Linked DNA regions of Homo sapiens: region 2 is linked to region 1. Evidence: read pairs that join two places in POLR2A ChIA-PET (ENCODE). Cell type or tissue: Panc1. All regions are shown on one strand. Each heading gives the region's core, and the rest is flanking DNA. Links, peaks and the distances in the headings are about the cores only.

The links. Peaks named below come from ENCODE experiments on the same cell type or tissue, not always from the same donor. Only the 100,000 strongest peaks of a DNase experiment are listed, where the experiment ranks them.
Region 2: POLR2A ChIA-PET joins it to region 1 with 5 read pairs; 1 of 35 experiments calls an interaction of 5 or more read pairs at or near these places.

What each region holds. Positions count from the first base shown.
Region 1 is chr5:124,164,764-124,169,168 of GRCh38, reverse strand. The region is part of intron 4 of LINC01170 (long intergenic non-protein coding RNA 1170); the gene reads left to right. Among named protein-coding and RNA genes, the nearest start is that of LINC01170, 270 kb to the left of the region's middle. In Panc1, for the core only: no CTCF peak of the experiment used is centred there; no DNase peak of the experiment used is centred there; H3K27ac peaks cover 207 bases.
Region 2 is chr5:124,679,205-124,683,609 of GRCh38, reverse strand. The region is part of intron 3 of ZNF608 (zinc finger protein 608); the gene reads left to right. Among named protein-coding and RNA genes, the nearest start is that of ZNF608, 65 kb to the left of the region's middle. In Panc1, for the core only: no CTCF peak of the experiment used is centred there; no DNase peak of the experiment used is centred there; H3K27ac peaks cover 3,502 bases.

The DNA.
Region 1 (4,405 bases), core at 77-4,076:
CCTTTGCCATATTTTGAGATGGCTATTCCGAGGTCCTGCAAACAAGAATAGCCCTGAAAAGTTGCCTTTCGTGGAGGAGATTTGCATCTGTACAGAAAAATCTACTTTAGTGAAATAAACAGCCAGGCTTTCTCTGAGGCGCTCCCCTTTATTCAGACCTAGGAAAGATTAACTTAACCAGAGGCTTCCCCATCTATTCTTTCTGAAAGCTGCTACCTGTGAGGTTTTATCTACATAACGAGATCATCTTTGCCCCATGCCTTTCTTTTTCTCTCTCCTTGCCATATTCCTAGCCCCTATTTTTCCTGTAAGCTCAAGATAGTATAAAAGCAAAATCAATCTAGCCCTTTCTTTTAGTTTTAATATTTTGTATGACTCTCATGCACATGTGAACATGTTAATTTTTGTAATGCCTTTTCTCCTGTTAATCTGCCTTTTGTCAGTTGATTTTCAATGAGCTTTCAAAGGAGCCTACAGCAGTGTTAAACTGAACTGAGCAAAGCCATAATTATATTAAATGTAAATGCATTAAGCACTCCATTAGAAAGAAAGAAATTATAAGATAATAAAAAGCAAAACCTATTTACATGTTGCTTATAAGAAACATTCTACAACATCTAAAAACACAAGTTAAATTTAAAAGAGTGGAAAAAATTATTGGGCATATACCTGAAGGAGTATAAATAATTCTACTACAAAGATACATGCACACATATGTTCATTGCAGCATTATTCACAATAGCAAAGGCATGGAATCAACCCAAATGCCCATCAAGGATAGACTGGACAAAGAAAATGTGGTACACCATGGAATACTACGCAGCCACGAAAAGGAATGAGATCATGTCCTTTGTAGGGACATGCATGGAGGTAGAAGTCATTATCCTCATCAAACTAACACAGGAACAGAAAACCACTGTATGTTCTCACTTATAAATGGGAGCTGAACAACAAGAACACATGGACACAGGGAGGGGAACAACACACACTGGGGCCTGTCAGGGGGCTGGGGAGAGGGAGAGCATCAGGATAAACAGCTAATGCATGCAAGTCTTAATACCTAGGTGATGGGTTGATAGGTGCAGCAAACAATCATGGCACACTTTTACTTATGTAACAAACCTGCACGTCCTGTACATGTATCCCAGAACTTAAAATAAAATAAGAGTGGGAAAAGATGTATCACACAAGTACTAAGCGTAAGAAAGTTGGTATCTATCTTATGACAAAGGAATGCCATTTCTAGGTATTCAGCTGAGAGAAAAAAATATGTCCATAGAAAGATGTATATGAGACTTTATTCATGATAGCAAAATTTAAAGACAATACAAAGGTCTAACAATCAGAAAATTGATAAAAAAGTGTTATGTATTTGTACAATTGAATACTACTTAACAATAAAAAAGAATAAAGTCTTCACTGACTCAACAATATGGACAAACCTCAAAAATATTATTTGTTTGAAGGAAGCTAGATGCTAAAGAATTCCATGCCAATAGAAATCAGAAACTTCTTACCTTTGGGAGAAGGTAAACTAACTGGAAAAGGGGCATGAGGAAAATTTTTAGGTTGATGAAAATGTTCTATATCTTATTTGGGTGGTTGTTAGGTGGAGATATATAATTATAAAATCATTAAGCAAAACACTTAAGATATGTGTATTTTATTTTGTGTGAATTATAGCTCAAAAAAAATTTAGAGTGAAGTATCAGATTAAAACAAATATGGAATAAGACATTACTCAATTATATTTATTTGTTTGTTTTATTTATGACAGAAGACAATATATACAACTTGTTAAAGAGAAAAAAAAACTATTCCAAAGGTTGAGTTGTTTTTTTTGCCATCTTATTTTAATGGGTCAACTAGTAACATATGTAACTGAATATGAGATTGAAACCATTGAAAAGTTTAGTAGATCAATAAATTCCTTCTTCCAGTGATGGTGGTTCTAACAGAACTCTTAATGGTAGATCCAGTGTACATCTCATATGTCCAAAATATTGTATAAACCTGTGTAGAAAGGGTTTGTGTTTAAAGAGCTCAGTGTTTGTGCTCTGAGGAGTATATCAAAATTACATAAAACATTAAATAAAAGAGCTATTTACTCAGACTAAAATAACATGCATTCACAATTGTTTTATAACTTGTGCTGAAAAAATGTTTAGAGATTTCTGGGAACCAAAAGAATCTTAATACTATATTATAAATATTTTCAAAGATTTAAGGTAAAGATGGATATAATATATGAACAAATAGCGGTTCACAGTAGAGAAATGAGAACTATAAAAATTCAAATAGAAATTTGAGAAGATGGAAAATTTACTGGAGGTTATAACAACAGATTGGACAATCAGAAAAAAAAATAACTGTACTTGCAGATAAGTCAACAGAAACAAACCAACCAAAGCACAGAGTGAAAAAAGAGATTGGAAAAATTAAAAATAACCATATCGATCTTTTGATTGTGTGGCAATATCAAAACATCGAACATACATGGAACTGGAATTGCAGAAAAGGGAGAGAAAAGAATTGGCATTAGCAAAAATATTTGAAGATAACATGCTCAAATGTTTTCCAAATTGAAAAAATCTGTATGAAAGCTTAATTACTTATTAAAGATAAAAGCTTAGCGTGACTTGCAAAGTGATCTTTTCTTACCCAGCAAACTGATTTGCCATTGGGAGTTACAATTTTTAAACAGCTTTACTGAGATATAATTGACAAAATCAACTACGTATGAAGTGTACAATTTGATACATTTTGACTTATCTATAAGCCCCCCCAATTTTTCTTATGCCCATTTATAATTTCTCTCTCGGATCTTCCTGGTCTCCAGACACCTAGCCATCTGAGTTCCATCACTAAAGATTTGTTTTCATTTCTAGAAAATTTCATTTTCTAGAATTGTATGTAAATTGAATAATATGGTAGGTACTTCTTTTTTGCTTGATTACTTTCACTCATCATAAGGTTCATCGATGTTGTTGTGCCTATTAATAGTTCATTTCTTTTTATTGTTAAGTAATATAATTGCTTATAGCCAATTACTAGAACTGTTAAAACGAAGCTATGGTGATAGAAATCCGGAAAGTGATTACCTCTGCATGAGGGGTGAGGAAATTGATTGTAAAGAGCCATGAAGGGAATTTCTTTGGTATGGGTGCTGCTTATATGGGTGCATACATTTGTTGCAACCCACTGAACTGTAAACTTAAGATGTTTGCTTTTCACTGTGAATAATTTATACCTTGATAAAAATAAGAGGCAGGGTTTGAAAAAAAATCACCAGATGTGGTTTTAGTTCACCTAATTGCCAAAATACTTGTTGATATTTTCATGTGCTTGAGTCAGTGATTTATTTTTCATATATCTGGTTACTCTGAGTACCATCTTTGACATAACTTTAAAGCATTTCCCTATTATTTAACTCTTTTGTGAGGGCAAATTTATGAAAAGTTTACTGTAGGACAAGCTTTCTCAAAACATTCCAACTAAATCAATCATTACTGCCTCCAAGTTATCTTTATAAAAGTAATATCTATGCCCCAAACTGAGTATACCTATGATATTCCCCAATATATCATGTATTAAAATGGAGTAATGGAGTTGTTAATGATAATGTTTCATTCATATATATAATTTTTCCTCTATCAATAAAATATAATATGTACCCTACATACTAGATAGAATTAAATTTTATCATAAAAACCAAGAAAAATTATTCAAATGAACTTACAGCTCAAATAATTTCAATAAAATAACATTTTTATTGAATGACAAATGATTAAAGTCTAGGTATTAACTTATTTGTTCAAACATTTATTGACTACCTATAACATTTCTGATTTATATGCTTTTCCACTTCTAAGTATCTTTGGTATTTTCATAACATAATGAAACACATAAGCTACATTATAAATGGTAGCTTATATAGAAAAGTGGTTACATTTTTTGGTGTGTTTTGGTATACACAATGCAATATGAAGCTATGTATAATTAAGCCATACTCAATATTGAAGCATTATTGAATATTCAATATTACACTTAATATTTACCTCTATATAACCTAACTAGAGGACGCTGGGGTCAGAGCCCACTGGCACATGAACCACCACTTGTAACATTCTTTTCACAGTATGTTCAGTCTTCCATTTTGTTTCAGTACCATTCATTATAGCAGAGCAAAAATGTACAATTTGGTGTCTGAGTGTCTTTGAAAAATAATTATTCAGACAAACAAATGTAATATTACTGGTTTGGGTTTGCTTCTGTATGGTTTGGATTGTAATTTTTCAATTAGAACCTCAATGAAATAATCATCATTCAATTATAGTTTATCTCCCTACTTGCTCTTCTCATCTTCAGATCCCATCATCTGAGGCTCTGAATCATCCAGGACAAA
Region 2 (4,405 bases), core at 208-4,207, 510 kb before region 1:
AATTTCTACTTTCCGGAAGCAACTCACTAAACTCTTTGAACTGGCATTTTCCTCTATATTTTGAAAACACATGTTTATGTGGATATTTCTTGATTTATTTTTCAGTTTTAGGTATTTTATAGTAACTTTTTATTATGGAAGGTGATGATTTAGCTCCCTTACTCACCCTTTCCCCCAACACAAATATATTTTACCACCACCCATACTTCCAATATAATTATGAGTTATGAGCTCTTCATTGCTATGTAGCACATTATTCTAGATGATAGTACCTTAAAAACAACAAACATATCCCACAGTTTCCATGGGTCAGGAATCTGGGAGCAACTTAGCTGGTGCCTCTGGCTCAGGTTGTCTCAGAAGGTTTCAATCAGGCTGTAGGCAGGTGCTACTGTCAGCTGAAGACCCCATCCAGTGGAGATGAAGGAGCCACTTCTAAGCTTCCTTACATGGTTTTTGGCAGGCTTTAATTCCTCACGGGGCAATTTGACTTGCTATGCCATGTGGGCCTCTCCATAGGACTGCTCACAACATGGCAGCTTGCTTCCCAGCAAGATCAGATAGAGAGGGGGAGAGAGAGAGAGAGAGAGAGAGACAGAGCACCCAAAATGGAATTCATAGTCTTGGAATAACTTAATGTTAGAAATGATAGCTCATTACTTCTGTTCGTTATAAGTAAGTTCAGCCCACACTCAGGGGAGGGCATCACACAAGAGTGTGAATGCCAAGAGGCAGTGGTCATTAGGGGCCATCACAAGTAATTATGAGGCTGCCCACCACAAGTAATTATGGTTAGGCCAATATTCAGTTTTTACATTATGACTACAGCACAGTCATGTTCTATGATTACCTTTTCTAATCCAACTCTTTTCCACAAGTTAATAACTTATTTTTTTGTTTGCTTAGTGTTCTGTGCATCCACACTGATTCACCATCAACTGTCATGCCAGAATTATAAATTGCTTCTGGGTGTATTGAAATACACCAAGTATAAGTTCTATATGTTTTATCTTTTGGGATAGTCTCTCCCAGAGTTTTCTGACCTTCTCCAATCTGGACTGATTGCTTAGGCATTATTCATAGCTATAAAAATCTGAAATATCTCTTGTATACCATTCTGAAGATGCCATTGCCTCTTATGTTGGATACACTATTTCCTGACTCATTTCTCTTGGTCCATCCCTTCATTTTCGTGGTGCACATTTTCCAATAGCTTCCTAAAAAAGGATTCATGGTAGGCCGGGCACAGTGGCTCACGCCTGTAATCCCAGCACTTTGGGAGGCCAAGGCGGAAGGATCACCTGAGGTCAGGAGTTTGAGACCAGGCTGGCCAACATGGCGAAACCCTGTCTCTACTAAAAGTAGAAAAATTAGCCAGGCATGGTAGCAGGCGCTTGTAAGCCCAGCTACTGGGGAGGCTGCGGTAGGAGAATCGCTTGAACCTGGGAGGCGGAGGTTGCAGTGAGAGGAGATTGCACCATTGCACTCTAGCCTGGGAAACAAGAGCGAAACTCCATCTCAAAAAAGAAAAGAAAAGAAAAGCATTCATGGGAAGTCAACATTTTGAAAGCTCAGATGCTTAAAAAATGTAACGCGTAAAAATGTCTTCTGTCTACCCTCATGCTTGATTGATAATGGGGTCACATGAAGACTTGGTTGAAAATCATTTTTCTTCAGACTTCTGGAGATTATGCTCCTTTGCTTTGAGCTCCCCAGTGTTGTCTCCGAGGAGTCCAATGTCCTTCCTGATTTCAGATCTTGTATTTGATACCTATTGCTCCACCCCAGAAACTTTCATCTTTTCTTTGTTTCCAGTATTCTGACATATGTCAATGCCATCCTTTAGCATGAGTCCTTTTTTAGAGTCAGGGACTTGTTCCTTCACCTAGGCTAGAGTGAGTAGCATGGTCCTAGTACACTACAGCCACAAATTCCCAGGCTCAAGGGATCGTCCTGCCTCAGGCTTTCAAATAGGTGGGACTTAACAGTCATGTGCCAACATGCTAGGCCAATTTTTTTTCTTTCTATTTTTTGTAGAGATGGGATCTTCCTAGGAGTTTAAAGGTAGTCTTGAACTCCTGGCCTCAAGTGATGCTCCCAGCTCAGCCTCCGGAGTTGCTAGGATTCTTTTTTTCTTTTCTTTTCTATTTTTTGAGATGGAGTCTCGCTCTGTCACCCAGGCTGGAGTGCAGTGGCACAATCTCAGCTCACTGAAACCTTCGCCTCCTTAGTTCAAGTGATTCTCCTGCCTCAGCCTCTTGAGTAGCTGGGATTACAGGCTCCCACCATCACGCCCAGCTAACTTTTTTTTGTATTTTTATTAGAGACGGGGTTTCACCATGTTGACCAGGCTGGTCTCAAACTCCTGACCTCAAGTGATGTGCCCGCCTTGGCCTCCCAAAGTGTTGGGATTACAGGCGTGAGCCACCGCACCTGGCCTGGGATTCTTTTTTTAATCTGTTGTTCTGAGCTTGGTCCTCTTGTTGAAAACTCAAGTCCTGCAGTTTTGGAAATTTTATAGATGTATTTCTTTAGAAAGGATTAATTTCCATTTCCATGCTCTCTCTTTCTGGAACTCATTTTATGTAGAAGTTGAACCTCCTCTACCAATCTTCTTTTCTGATCTTTCTCCTTCTTTTTCAAAACTCTGGTTTATATGCGTTTTGTATTTTCTGCCTGGAGAGTTTTTCAAATTTATCTTTGCTTTTTCATTTCCCTCATGTAGTTTTTAATTTCTAAGCGCTTTTTATTTTCTATTTTGGTTATTGGCATTGCTCTCTTAAAAAGCCTTCTATTCTAGTTTCATGAATGAAGCATCTCCTCATTTCTCTGAAGATATTTAATTAGCTTTTCTAATTTCTTCTTTTTATTGTCAGCATTGCTTTTAATTCGTCTAAGTTTCTTTTTTGTTTATGTGTGTGATTTGTCATGTGTATTTTTTGTTGGAGACTTTCCTCAAATGCCTATGACTGTTGGCTGTCTGCTTCTATGAGTGGTGCGCTGAGAAGCTAGTTTGAAATTCTACATGCTTCAGTAGAACTGGTTGATGGTATAGGCAGACCTGGATCAATTATTTCTGTAGAGTTGCAATTCCCATATTCCTTTTCTCTTGCTTTTATCAGTTTTCCCCGAAAAGGCTTCACTGATCAGCTGGCAGCCAACTTTCTTGGTGCCAATTTTGGAAAAAAAGAGAGTGAAGGATTCACTCTTCATTATATAAACTTTATAAACTATGACTTAAATCTTCCTTTTTTTTTTTTGTGGCCATAATATCCCCATTTTACAAATAAGAAAATTTTTAGAGCTTTACATTTCTTTGTTGTAATTTCTTCATAGCTGTTATTTATTCCATGACCTGAAATAGAGATAATTTCAGTCAATATGGAATGTGCCATCATAATTATCCTTCTACGGAGATCTAGTCATTTAATTTATCATTATTGTGGTTTGCTTGGCCTATTTTTTTTTCAAATGTGGCTTCAGCGATGCTTGGTTTTCAGAAGACTATAAGCTTGGGACTTAAAACAGCAGCATATGAATGGCCAGAGTCCCCCTAACCCAGCCCTACCTCCCTCCCTTATAGGTCCTTGCCAGATCATTATGTTGGGCTTGAGCTCTGTTTTTATCTTTACTTATCAACATGAGCTGTTCGCCAAGCTGGTTTTTCACAAATTCTTTCAATGTTGACCAGCCCTTTAATATCTGCACTTCTAAGAATCAAAGTCCTAGGAAAAGACAGATCTCATAAGCACTTTCCTTCTACAAGGGACAGATGCATGGAAGACACCTCCTTAAAACCAAGGTACACTGCTATGTTCTGTGGTAACACCAAGCCACGGGGCAGGGTGTATTCCCCAGAGCTCCAAAGCACTCTGCTATCTTAACCAAAGCACATTCAGTCACCTGTATTTTCAAGTTTTTCTTCTCAGCCTAGAAAGGTGCTTTTTCCTTTAGTCTACCTACTTCAGAATAATAACAGGTACTTGCTTGCCTTCCTTGAGTGGAGACTGTAAAAGGTGATTTTAAATATCACATTGATATCTTACTCTGAGGCAGGGATTTTTCTCTCTCTTGTCCATGTATGTAGCCCCGGTGCCCAGCACATTGGCTGTTACCAATAAATATGTGTTGTCTGAAGGAAGGAAGGACAGAAGGAAGGAAGGAAGGAAGGAAGGAGGGAGGGAGGGAGGAAAAGAAGGAAGGAAGAAAGGAAAGAAGGAAGGAGGGAGGGAAGGAAGGAAGGAAGGGAAGGGAAGGAAGGAGAAGTCAAGTGAACTCATGACTTGACTTCAACCTGACTGAAAACAATCTTCCCACTTCTGTCCCCGCTCCCTCCCATGTTGCTCAAGTCCTACACAGGCACCCAGAGGGAGCTTGTTGCATGGAGTCCGTGCTGTTCTGCCAG